4 separate regions of the Homo sapiens genome follow, and regions 1, 2 and 4 are each linked to region 3. Evidence: chromatin contacts called from ENCODE Hi-C or POLR2A ChIA-PET data. All regions are on one chromosome and are shown on one strand. The core of a region is the stretch at or near the end of the contact, and the rest is flanking DNA. Distances in the headings are between cores, read along the strand shown.

Region 1 (2,978 bases), core at 477-2,976, 420 kb before region 3:
ACGGTAGACTGCTACAGTAAGTTTGTTTAAGTGCTAATGCTTAGAAGTCGGGCAGGCAGCTGGAACCACCATGCTGGAAAAGATACTTCCTGAACCACTTGTTCAAATGCTTTGTAAACAAAAGGGACTAAAGAGATCCCATTTATTATGTTCACTGTTTAACTTTGGTTTCTCATCTGTACTAGAAGGTCGTATTTCTGTCCTCAAACCATTAAAACTCTATCAGGTTCCCCCCTCCCCCCAAGAAATGCTGATTTTGCCAAATAAGGGCATTTTAAAGCCTTCCATCTACTATAACAATGATTTCTTATTTTAAGTTTTTTTTAAGAATTAAGGAATAACTGACATACGATAAACTGCACATATTCAAATTGTATAATTTGATAAGTTTTGACATATATACACCCATGAAACCATCAACACAAGACAGAAATTATCCACCAGCCCGGAAGTTTTCTCGGGCCTTTTTGTAACCCCTTTCTTGCCACCCCCATCTCCCCTACCCCAGGTAACCACTGATCTGCTTTCACATTTTCCAGAATTCTGTATACATGGAATCATATGATATGACTCTCATGGGTTAGGGTCATCCATGTTATTGAAGGTATCAATAGTTCATTCCTTCTTATTATTGAGTAGTATCCATCATACAGATACACCACAATTTGTTTATCCATTTACCTGTTGATAGACATTAGGATTGTTTCCAGCTTTTAGCTATTACTAATAAAACTACTATGCATATTCACGTACGAGTCTTCAGGTGAGCACATGCTTTCTTTTCTCTGGGAGTGAAACAGCTGAATCATATGATAGGTGTATGTTTGACATGTTTGTATCATTTTACATGAGAGTTCTAAATCCTACACATCCTTACCAACAGTTGGCATGGCTGGCTTCTTAAATTTTAGCCATTCAGATAGGTGTGTAGCAGTACCTCACTGTGGTTTTGACTTGTGTTTCACTAATGACATTGAAAAGATTTTTTCTTGTGCTTATCTGCCATTTGCGTATCTTCTGTGGTGAAGTGTCTGTTCAAATCGTTTACCCATTTTTAAATTTTGTTTTCTTATTATTGAAAATGCCATCAGTTTTAATGAGTGGAGCAAGACTGGTAACTGAGAACTGCAACAAAATTTTACAATTCATGATACCCAAGAGGATAAAAAAATTCACAAAGATTATTTTCCAAAACTTGTGTGGAGCGAAAATATTCTCCAAATGTTATGACAAATCTGAACTTCTTTTAAAGCTTGAAAAGGATTTAATGATATTTTATCAGTATTGCTGCTAAGTCTGCACAGGTTCAGACTATTAGTAAACCAAATAAGCATATTTCGATGTACTCTATCGGTACCCAAACCATCTTAACCTCTCCTTCGTGCATTAGTTCAATTACCCAAGCATCTATCCCTAAGCCACATTTCACACTTTGCACTAATTATACTCTAATCCCATAGATTCCATTTTACTAATTATTTCTTATGTCAAATTTGTGCCCACATTCAAAAGGTGATGAAGGCCAAAACCTCTATCGCATTTTTTTATGTCAACAGTAACAGATAAAATGTGATCTACAAGCATGAAGATGAATTCTCCTTTCCGATCCATAGAGAATGCTAGATTTGAGGGCACCTACAGGCTTTGAGGAAAAGCAGGCCCCATTCGGTTGTGTAGAGCCATCGGTTCGTAGCTCAATTGTTACAGTTGATGTGGGTTTCCTTTTAGATGTCTGGAAAATGACTCTGCTGACCACATCCACATTCTGAAATACTTTTTGAGAACTTGTAACCAAACTGCAGGAACTGACTCATTTTGCAGTGCCCAGCCACCACACAATTGTTCCAGAACAGACTCAAGTCAAAGGGAAAAATATGAAGGTCTTAGAACACAGACAGCAAGTTGTCTACTTATATGGGGGGACAACCGGGGGAAATCCCAGAGCACATGGGGCAAAACGGCTCAAGCCCCGGACCAATCTTAGAGGAAGGACCAAACAGAACTCACCACTTCGTGGACAACACATGTGTTTTCCTCAAAGCAAGGGGGTCAGAGGCTGGTAGAAAAAGAAACTTAATGTCTATCTCTTAGACACTAATCTACACTTAGAAAGTAGATTCAGTAGAGAAATGTCTGCAGAAGACTCGGGTTAGATGTTGTCTTGAAAGTCCATTCCTGAATTCCTTGTACTCCCAGCTCCTCTGAGATGGGATGCTCAGTAAGTCAGGAGTATGCCCCTTGTCTTACAGGAGATAAGCCAGCAGGGACAGCATGTCCAAGATGCTAGGCAGAACTGAGGCTGACACTTGAGCTTAGGACCAGAAATTCTCTGGCTCCCCTGGGGCTTCTGTACATCCTCTCCTGGTCCATTTTTACATCTTTCTCTTAATTCCCAATGTGTCTCACCCAAGGGGGTCAGTTTCCCCATGATGTCCCAAATCTTTCTCCCTCTCTCAATGCAGACTTCTTACCTAAGGGGAGGATGAAGAGGAGCAAACTAAGCTCTCCTCCACACAACACTCTATGTTCCCAAATTACTCATTTCTCTACCCCACAAGTGAAACTGATTTAGTCAGTCAGTTTCAGCCAAAGGCGGTGAGGAAATCCGGTCTTGTTGAACTAAACTATAAATGACAAAACCAATAATAACTCTTTTCTGCAGGTGGGTCCCTTGCTAAAAGAATATGAGGGTTAACCCAACCCAAATCTATCATTGACTAATAGAAAGGCTATGTGATAAGAATTAGGTATAGAGTCTCAGGCAGTATTTCAAGTAAGATAAACCTGGACGACACCTATAAAAGGCTATCAAGCCCCTTTCTAAGCCCTGTATGTTGTCGATATAATTACATATACATTTTATGTCTGTTCTCACCCGTGCAATGTCTCTTAACATGTAAACTCCCAGATGACAGAACTTGCCCATTTCCTTAGATTTAGTAAGGGGCATTTAGTATCCGAGTATAATAGTGAAGTAA
Region 2 (3,116 bases), core at 397-2,896, 470 kb before region 3:
CCACCCAGTCTGTGGTATTCTGTTATAGCAGTTCAAGTTGACTAAGACAGCTGGTTAAAGATATAACAAAAGTCTAAGCAGAATCGGACAGTGGAGTTACACAAACCTAGGTTTGGGTCTCAGTGACCTTGGTTAAATCATTTAACCTCAGGGACTCTTAGTTTCCTTATCTGTAAAATAGTCATACTACCCATCTCTCAGGTTCTTTTATAAGAATAGTGCTTATGAAATGCTTAGTACAAAACCTGGCACATAGTAAATATCCAATAAAATGGCCACCAAAAACTAGTGTATTGTAAGGCATTCTCACTTCTAAGGTAATGTTTCATCAGGCCGTATAATAAGTAAGCAAAACTGTAGATTAGGTAGTTTTTTTGGGCTCCTTGCATTCTCTTTTCCCAACCAATGGCCCAGAAATTAACTAGGGAGTCAATATGATCAATTAATCCACAGCCTGGTGGCAACACCTTTTTTTTCTTCCATAAATTCCAAAAAGTGGGAAAGTAGAGAATGACTGGTAGTAGAAGTTCAGGGATCAGTAGAGGTTTGGAACAAGGGTGGTGGTCTTTTGAGTGTGAGCTTCTTCTCCCTAACCCTTCATACCACATCCTTAAGGTGATTCGTTGTTCCACACAGTGAATTTTGGATACAAAAGACTCAAGGCTTTTACTCCATTGAGCATTCTGTGCATTTCAGTCAAAGGATTCATTGCAGAAGCCTCGCACTGGACATCTGTAGACATAACCTGTAGTTGCCCATCCACCATTGTTTTCAGGCACTCATTTCCCAGAAGACAGAAAGCCCCAACTTCCAGGACAGGCTCCACTTGCCAAGAATTTCTAAACTCTTTGAAGATCAGCTTCTACCTTATCAGGTACCTTCCAAATATTCTCAGATGGATGACAACAGTCTCTCCTCTCAGGGTTGTGTTTGCAAGTCTAGAAGTTTCTGAAGAATAGTAACTGAAGAGTTACTATTGCATATTTTCATTGCCATCAACAACTTCCAGTGATATAAAGAAGAAACTTTTAAAGCATGTGATGGCAAATCCTGACCATTTTGTAATCTGTGTTGTATTTAAGAATCATTCATTCCAGGTAGCACTAAATCAAGAAGTTTCTTCATGCTGTCTACTTCTATGAAAGACACAAAAACCACCAAATCTGGTCTCAGTCTGAAAACTAAGTGGCCATGCCACTGAATGTCTGACACTGGAATACAGGAATGGAACCATGCCATGTCTGAGGGATTTCCTGAATTAGGATTCTGGAAAACTGGGCTCTTCATTTTCTCTGCCTACATCTTGTAGCCTGGGGAAAGGGAGCTTCCTCACAATATATAACACTGTCTGCTCACCTTGGACCATCTTAGTCGAGGAAGGGAAGAACTTAATTAGAGCTTTGGACAGATTGACATTAACAAAGTTGTCCACCAATAATTCTCAAACATGTAGTCCTTATGAACGCAAATGTTGTAGCCAATATTTCTGATATTTCAGGAGATTGGGAAATGCCAGTGGGGTTCTACTGCCTGAGGCAGCGCTTCCTCTGAGGAAGCCCTCCGGAAGTGGCAAGTGTTTTCTTTTCCACTGCTTAAAGGTCACACCAAATCACTTCTTCCTCAAATAGATTTCACTTTCACAGGCTCATAAAATGGCCAAGTCAGAATGTGTCTTGCTTTATGAAGCCAGCTAAGGGTGTGAGGGTGACTCAGGCTTTCCCAAGTTCCCCTGCTTATTCAGTACCAGGAATATTTAAATCAGAGCTGGACTTAAAATAGCAACTCTTTGAAAAGGGCTCAGCATTGACTCCTGAGACTCTCTTTCAGATGCTCTTCTTACTTTTCTGTTCCAGTGGTCACTGCTTAGAAAGTCTGTAGACAATACATGCCTGTCTCTGATTTTTTCATTTTGACTGAAGAACATTACACTGTGTAAAATTCTAGAATTCATGACAGCTGATGAGAATACCTTAAAACCCTTTGCCTACTGAGAGAATATTACGGCAGACTTTTATCTCCTGCACTGGGATACTCAGAAATTGGCCTGCATGAGTATCTTTGCTTGATAGATATTTGAAGTACAAAATTCTTCATTAAAGTTTTTCAGAGAACAAGAATGTCATATTACTTTCTGCTCATTCTATGCACCATGATCAAACCAATTGTGATCATTCTAACCATGGCATTGTGCCATTGACTCTCAGACCTCTCTCGAGGTCCAATTTCCTGTTCTATCTCTCCACATGAGTGATCCATAAAAACTCTAAACTCAGTGGAACTAAAAGCTAATTCAAACCTATTCTGTCTTCTGTCTCCATCTCAGTTAATTACATGACATCTGCCAGTTCTCTCAAATTGAAAAACCTAGAGGCATTTATCCTTATGTCTCCCTCTCATTCATTCTCAACATACAACCAGTCACTGTACATTTCCAATTCTCTTGCAGAAATGTCTCTTGGATTAGTCTGCATCCTCCCTGTCTGAGTTCAGGGACTAGTATCCTTTCTTGGATGACTTCAGCAGCATCCTGTGGAGACTTCTTGCCACCTGCCTCCTCTAGAGAGCTCAAAAACCCACATCTGATTATGTCATTTCCATGCTATGAAACTTCAGGCTCTTGGGAGACACTGTTTTAGCACTCAGAGTTCTTAGGCTGGCTCCAACCACCTCTGTAGCCTAATTTCCTGCCGTGCCACCTTCCAGCCCCTTGACCCCAGACACAGTCAGCTTTTTACCCCTCCAGAAATAGGACTGACCTTTTCCCCACACTCACCTTGGCCTAGGTCTTTACCTCCCTCTCAAATACCTCTTCCTTCCCATCTCAACCTAGCCAAATGCTACTCACTCTTCAATACTCATTTCAAATGTTTTCTCCTGAGAGAAGCCTTCCTTAATCTGTGCCCCAGCCCTGCCCCAAGTTAATGACTCTGCCCTCCACAATGCTTCAGCATTTTATTCAGGCCTCTACAATAACAGAACTCCCACCCACCATATGTAAGTACATTGTAGGATGTTCCCTGTCTTACAATTCATTTTATCCCTGGCACTCAGTAACATTTGATAGATGGACTAGTAGATGGATAGATGGATGGGTTGAGTGATAAAGTTTAAATGTA
Region 3 (3,142 bases), core at 296-2,795:
GAAGTTGATAAGTATCCACAAAGACTCAAAGAGGCATCTGTTGGAGGAGAAAAAGAAATTTCTTTCAGCAAGAGGTAGAGCAGACCTGTGGCATTTGCATACTTCGTAGTCCTCACCACACTCTCACTCTTACCATCTCCATGATCAACAAATCACCCCCACTTCCTCTCCTCCCTCCCTCATGGCTTTGGGTGTTCTTTCATAAATTTTCTTCCTGTCATTTGTATTGTTAACCTGATTTAATGAAGATAAATTCATAAATTCCACAGGCACTACTGTGGAATGGGGTGTCTCTGTAGTTGTTTTTTCCCAGAGATAACCTACTTTACAGGCTCTGAAAAATGTAGTCTGTTGGGAGTCAGTTTTTAGATAGAAGAAATTCTAGACTGTTACTATAACTTCAGAGAGGATAGCAGCCTTGGACAGAGCTCGATTAATTTTTTAAATAAGTCTTAATTGCATAGTTACTATTGCTGAAGACAATTTGAAATTGTACCAATATTCCCATATCACGTTGTATGCAAAAATAAAGTATAAAAATAACATAAAAAAAAGAAAGCCTTGTCTTCGAGATCTGAAGTTCTTTCTTCTGCTTGTTCAATGCTATTGCTGAGACTTTCCAGTGCATTTTGCATTTCTCTGAGTGTGTCCTTGACTTCCAGAAGTTGTGATTGTTTTTTATTTATGCTATCTATTTCACTAAAGAATTTTCCTTTCATGTCCTGTATCATGCTTTTTATTTCTATCAGTTGGACTTCACCCTTCTCTGGTGCCTCTTTGATTAGCTTAATAATCAACTTTCCAAATTATTTCTCTGGCAATTCAGAGATTCCGTTTTGGTTTGTATCCAATCCTGGTGAGCTGATATGATCTTTGGGGGTGTTGAAGAACCTTGTTTTGTCATATTACCAGAATTGTTTTTCTGATTCCTTCTCATTTGGGTAAACTAGGTCAGAAGGAGATCTGGGATTCAAGGGCTGCTGTTGAGATTCTTTTGTCCCACAGGGTGCTTCCTTGATGTAGTGTTCACCCCCTTCCCCTGAGAGCTAAACTGTAGTGATTGTTTTTGCTCTTCTGGGTCTAGCCACCCCGTGGCACTACTGGGCTCCAGGCTGGTACTGGGAAGTGTCTACAAAGAATGCTGTGATGTAATCCATCTTCAGGTTACTCAGCTGCGGATACCAGCACCTGCTCTGGTGGAGGTAGCAGGGGAGTGAAGTGGACTCTGAGGGTCCTTGGTTGTGTTTTTGTTTAGTGCGCTGGTTTTGTGTTGCTTGGCCTCCAGCCAGGAGGTGGTACTTTCAAGAGTGCATCAGCTGCAGTCCTATAGGGAGGATGCAAACTTGCCCTAGGGACACCTTGTTAAGTATTTAAGTTTCTCAAGTGGTGGGGAGGGCCATAGCGCTCCCTGGTAGCTACCAGGGCAGGTAGAGAAAGACTACCAGGTTGGGGCACAGATAGGCCTGTCTGAGCTCAGCCTCTCCTTGTGCGGGGCTTGCTGTGGCTGCTGTGGGAGTAGGGGTGTGGTTCTCAGTTCAATAGAGTTATAGTCCCAGGGGGATTATGGCTGCCTCTGCTGAGTCATGCAGGTTGTCAGGGAAGTGGGGGAAGGCTGGCAGTCACAGGCAGTTGGTGACCCAGGCTAAGAACTTGCCGCAGACCACAAGCCTCCCTATTGAGAATGCAACCAGACTCACAGTTTTTTGGCATCTCAGAGAGCCTGCAGCTGTGATCCATTTCCTTCAAAGGATCTGTGAATTCTCTCAGCTTTCCTGGTATATTCCTGTGGTCACATTTGGAGTAAAAGTTCACAATGTGAGTCTCCACACACTGCTGTGTCCATCCGAGTGGGAGCTGCAAGCTAGTCCTGCCTCCTATCTGCCATCTTAATCCTCATTCAAATTTTTATTTTATGAATCATGCTTTTGTTGTGCATTTTAAAACTTGTTGTCTAACCCAAGGTCACAAAAGATTTTCTGTATTTTATTTAAAAGTTTTATATTGAATCTATGATCGATTTTTAGTCTATTTTGTATCAAATGTGAGATACAGAATGTGGTTCATTTTTATGCCTATGATGTCCATTTGTTCTAATGTCATTTGCTGGTAATATTGTTCTTTCTCCATTTAATGCTTTTGTATCAATTGGCCATATTTGAGTGGGTCTATTTCTGAATTCTATACCCTGTCCCATTGATCTTGTGTCTGTCTTTTCACCAATACCGCACTGACTTGATTACTGTAGCTTTAGAGTAAGTCATGAAATCAGGTAGTGTGAATCCCTCAACTTTGTTTTCCTTCTTCAAAATTATTTTGTCTATTCTTGTTGCTTTATCTTTCAATACAATCAGCATTAGATATCTACAAAAAATTCTGGCTAGAAATTTGATTGTGTTTGTGTTAAATCTATAGGTCAGTCCAGGGAGAATTGACATCTTACAATGTTGGGTCTTCTGACACATGATCATTGTATATTTTTTCACTAATTTAGGACTTATTTGAGTTTTTCATCATTGTTTTGTAGTTTTAAGCATCCAGATACTGCACATTTGTAGATTTATAAATATTTCATTTTTTAAGTTTTATTTTGTTTTTAATTGACACATAATTGTACATATTTATGGGATACAGTGTGATTTTTGATACATATATACATTGTATAACGATCAAACAAGGATGATTAGTATATCCATCACCTCAAACACTTGTCATTTCTTTGTAGTGAGAACATTCAAAATCCTGTCTTATAGCTATTTTGAAGTGTACAACACATTATTGTTGACTATAGTCACCCTAATGTGCAATAGAATATCTAACAATCCCACTACTGAGTATATATCCAAAGGAAATGAAATCAGTATGATGAAGACGTATTTGCATTCCCATGTTTATTGCAGCATTATTCACAATGGCCAAGGTATAGAATCAACTTAAGTATTCATCAACAGACGAATGGCTAAAGAAAACATAGTATATATACACAATGGAATACTATACAGCCCTAAAAAGAACAAAATTCTGTCATTGGCAACAACATGGATGAACCTAGAGGACATTATATTATGTGAAATAAGCATAGCACAGAAGGACAAATACCATAAGATTTTGCTCATGTGGAATCTAAAAAAGTTGATCTCATAGA
Region 4 (3,034 bases), core at 344-2,843, 370 kb before region 3:
CCAGGAACGATAAGGGAACAAACTTCATATTAGAGTAAACGTGATTTTTCCAATACGCTCATAGTATGCTATCATTCCCAATTACCTTCCCAACTGCACTTCTCATATAATGTATTTGGGAGGCCGAGGCAGGCAGATCACTTGAATCAGGAGTTCAAGACCAGCCCGGCCAACATGGTGAAACTCCGTCTCTACCAAAACTATAAAAATTAGCTGGGCATGGTGGCAGGTGCCTGTAATCCCAGCTACTCGGGAGGCTGAGGCAGGAGAATCGCTTGAACCCGGGAGGCAGATGCTGCAGTGAGCCAAGATCACGCACCGTACTCCAGCCTGGGTGACAGAGTGAGACTCTGCCACAAAAAAAAAAAAAAAAAAAAAAAATACCAGTACTTTGGGAGGCTGAGGAGGGAGGATCGCTTGAGGCCAGGAGCTCAAGACCAGCCTGGGCAACATAACAAGACTCCATCTCTATTAAAAAAAAATTATATATATCTCCATACCATAAGTATTTTGAATGAGAAAAATTAATTATGTATCATTATTTGTTATAAAGTATTAATTTTTTTAAACTTTATTTTTTAGGTGGTAGGCATATGTGTTCACTGTAAAATCTTTCAACTTTGCTGTAGACTTGAAGATGTTCATAAAAAATAGGAGGAAAAACTTATTTTTTGAAGTCGTATACACACAAAAATAGGGATTGTCAAAAGTCTCTTTAAAGTATTTCTCCATGTCTCCAAATTGGCCTCAACAAAGCAAGGAGTCCTTGGCTTCCACCTGCCTTCCAAAGGGATCCCTCACTTTGGGGAAAAGATTTGCCAAGGCCCTCACCTGACACACACCTGAGAAACAGCTGACTGCCCTGACAGTTGGCAGGGCTTAAGCGTGCAACTCCTCCCCAGCATTCTGTAGTGTAAAGGACAGGACCAGCTGTCACTGCTGTAAAATGGTGCACCTGGTCCTCCCTCTGCATCCCATACTCAACTCAAGTGCGTCCGAGGGTCTGGGGCCTGGGGCCACAAGGAAGCCACATTCTACAGAACGCAAGTACTTCCCCAGGCACTTCAGACTTGTCTGTCAGCTTTTTCTGAAGCTTTTCTGGGGGAAAAAAGAAAAAAAAATCTTTTTCTGAAGCTTTTCTCCTCTCCAGCCAGTCAGCTGCACACTGTCTTGCTTTCCGGAGGACATCAAAGAAGCAGAGAAAGGCAAAGCATTCCCTGACTCCCCTTAACTCCGGGCAAGATAGAGACATTTTTAGTGCTGTAGTGGAGACCACACACTCTACACCACATCCCAGCTCACAGACGGGCCCTAGCCAACTACAGGAAAAGTTAAAGAGAAGCTCCCACCCTGGGTTGCTTCTCACCCTTATCCAGGAATCCTAAGGGACGGGGAGGAGAAAAAGGCTCATTCTCACAGCTTGTACCTGCCAAAGACAGGCAATCACTAACACTGCAGCATCTTTGAGGACAAGGACCCCAGCCACTCTCAAAATCTGGCCTCTCCAGCTGTCTCATCATTTTGCTCTCAGGAAAAAACAAAGTTGAGAAAAAGTGAAAGTAACACTACGCATTTCAGATTCTCCCTATCAGATTCTACCCCAACCACGTGTTCTTTCAAGTCAAATCTTTGTCTTCGGGTTCTCTGGCAGCACTTCTTAGACTAAAGCCAGACCACAGAGCGTATTGCTGGTGTGGTTTTGCTTTAGCCAGAACTGCTGCTTCAACTCTGAGTGGAGCTGGAATCCATATAGAAGCTGATCTGTGAGAAAAACCCACAAAGTCCAATGGGAAAACCCATTAACTAACCTTAATGATCTCATAGGTCATCCATCCTTTCACGGCTCCGACAGCTCCTTTCTCGCCCCACCCCCTTTTCCCCTTATCTCTTCCCTCTAGACATTCTATGGAAGCACAGACAACTTTAGGAGAAAATGCCAACTTTATCAAGCTCTCCAGTGAACACTTGAGCACGTGCCTTAGTCTGTACCCCTAAGGGACAGTCTCAGAGACTGTAATACTAAGAGAGAGCCAGATGGGGTATATGAGGAGGAGGGTTTTGGATTTTGAAGGAGTGCAAACCTAAATTGCTTGTACTAGAATTTCAGTGGAGGAAATTCCACGTTTTGCAAGTATGAAAGTCTGATATTAAATATCACAAACAAAAATTCCATTTCTTAGCGTACATGTCTCAGATTTAATTTCTCTATGTTCTCTGTGGTTTGGTTGTTTTACCTCCCAAGAAAAGCTTTCGTGAGACCACTCTTTACAAAAAGACAAACTGCCTTCACAGATGAATGGGTAAACAAAATGTGGTATATGTACATAATGGAATACTATTCGGCCTTAAAAATAAGGAAATCTTGTCATCTGCTATAACATGGATGAACCTGTTGGACATAAAGTTACATGAAATAAGCCAGACACAGAAAGACAACTGCTGCATGATTCCCTTTATATGGGGTATCTAAAGTATTCAAACTCTTAACAGAAAGTACAATGGTGGTTGTCAGGGGCTGCAGGGGAGAGGAAAATGGGGAGTTGTTCAATATACTTTCGGTTTTGCAAGATGAAAAAGTTCCAGAGATCTGTTGCGCAACACTGTGAATATATTAACACTACTATACTGTACACTTAAAAATGCTTAAGGTGGGAAATTTTATGATATGTTTTTTGCCACAGTTTAAAAGGTACCACCTTCATGCTACATTTTGGATACTCTAAATCGCCAAGTCAGCATTTTGATATTTAAAAATAAAGCAAATATTTGGGTGACTTATATCTTAACTGAAAATGAAAACCCTAAAATTAAATTGCTTTGAAGATTCAAAAAGGATAATTAAGAAGCACTTGAAACCATTGCTTGAGCCAAACCTTGTCATTTTAAGCATGCATGACATTTTCATAGCAGGAAGGGTCCTGGCATTCTTCTCAAATGGTATGTGTGGTATGCTGAATCGGCTTCTAAATCAAACGAGGCTGCTGATATGTAGCCTTTTAGCAAAAGAAGGATATATCACAAGACAGCCTTAGAG

What was found. Hi-C counts contacts between places; a loop is a spot of excess contacts on that map. ChIA-PET counts read pairs that join two places held with the same protein, here RNA polymerase II (POLR2A). Pooled maps may share reads with other maps.
Region 1: a loop to region 3 is called in a map with no recorded cell type, with 13 times the contacts of the local background. The contact joins two enhancer-like sites. A Hi-C loop is called at or near these places in 3 of 37 single-sample maps with no recorded cell type and 4 of 50 pooled maps. POLR2A ChIA-PET finds 5 or more read pairs at or near these places in 2 of 52 experiments (H1 and Panc1).
Region 2: a loop to region 3 is called in a map of GM12878, with 6 times the contacts of the local background. The contact joins two enhancer-like sites. A Hi-C loop is called at or near these places in 1 of 168 maps with a recorded cell type or tissue (GM12878), 2 of 37 single-sample maps with no recorded cell type and 3 of 50 pooled maps.
Region 4: a loop to region 3 is called in a pooled map, with 4 times the contacts of the local background. The contact joins two enhancer-like sites. A Hi-C loop is called at or near these places in 1 of 168 maps with a recorded cell type or tissue (CD8-positive, alpha-beta T cell), 2 of 37 single-sample maps with no recorded cell type and 2 of 50 pooled maps. POLR2A ChIA-PET finds 5 or more read pairs at or near these places in 1 of 52 experiments (activated CD4-positive, alpha-beta T cell).

What each region holds. Positions count from the first base shown.
Region 1 is chrX:45,756,690-45,759,667 of GRCh38, forward strand. MIR222HG (miR222/221 cluster host gene) reads right to left here. Exons shown (of 2, transcript NR_170290.1): 2 at 1-2,978. Among named protein-coding and RNA genes, the nearest start is that of MIR222, 11 kb to the left of the region's middle. Within about 2 kb of position 1,727, at least 12 of the 41 ENCODE cell types and tissues checked have a DNase peak (open chromatin) inside an H3K27ac peak, as active enhancers do.
Region 2 is chrX:45,713,430-45,716,545 of GRCh38, forward strand. No RefSeq gene overlaps it. Among named protein-coding and RNA genes, the nearest start is that of MIR221, 31 kb to the right of the region's middle. Within about 2 kb of position 1,647, at least 5 of the 41 ENCODE cell types and tissues checked have a DNase peak (open chromatin) inside an H3K27ac peak, as active enhancers do.
Region 3 is chrX:46,178,811-46,181,952 of GRCh38, forward strand. No RefSeq gene overlaps it. Among named protein-coding and RNA genes, the nearest start is that of LINC01186, 150 kb to the right of the region's middle. Within about 2 kb of position 1,546, at least 4 of the 41 ENCODE cell types and tissues checked have a DNase peak (open chromatin) inside an H3K27ac peak, as active enhancers do.
Region 4 is chrX:45,805,203-45,808,236 of GRCh38, forward strand. No RefSeq gene overlaps it. Among named protein-coding and RNA genes, the nearest start is that of MIR222HG, 36 kb to the left of the region's middle. RefSeq lists a silencer at 1,632-1,721. Within about 2 kb of position 1,594, at least 10 of the 41 ENCODE cell types and tissues checked have a DNase peak (open chromatin) inside an H3K27ac peak, as active enhancers do.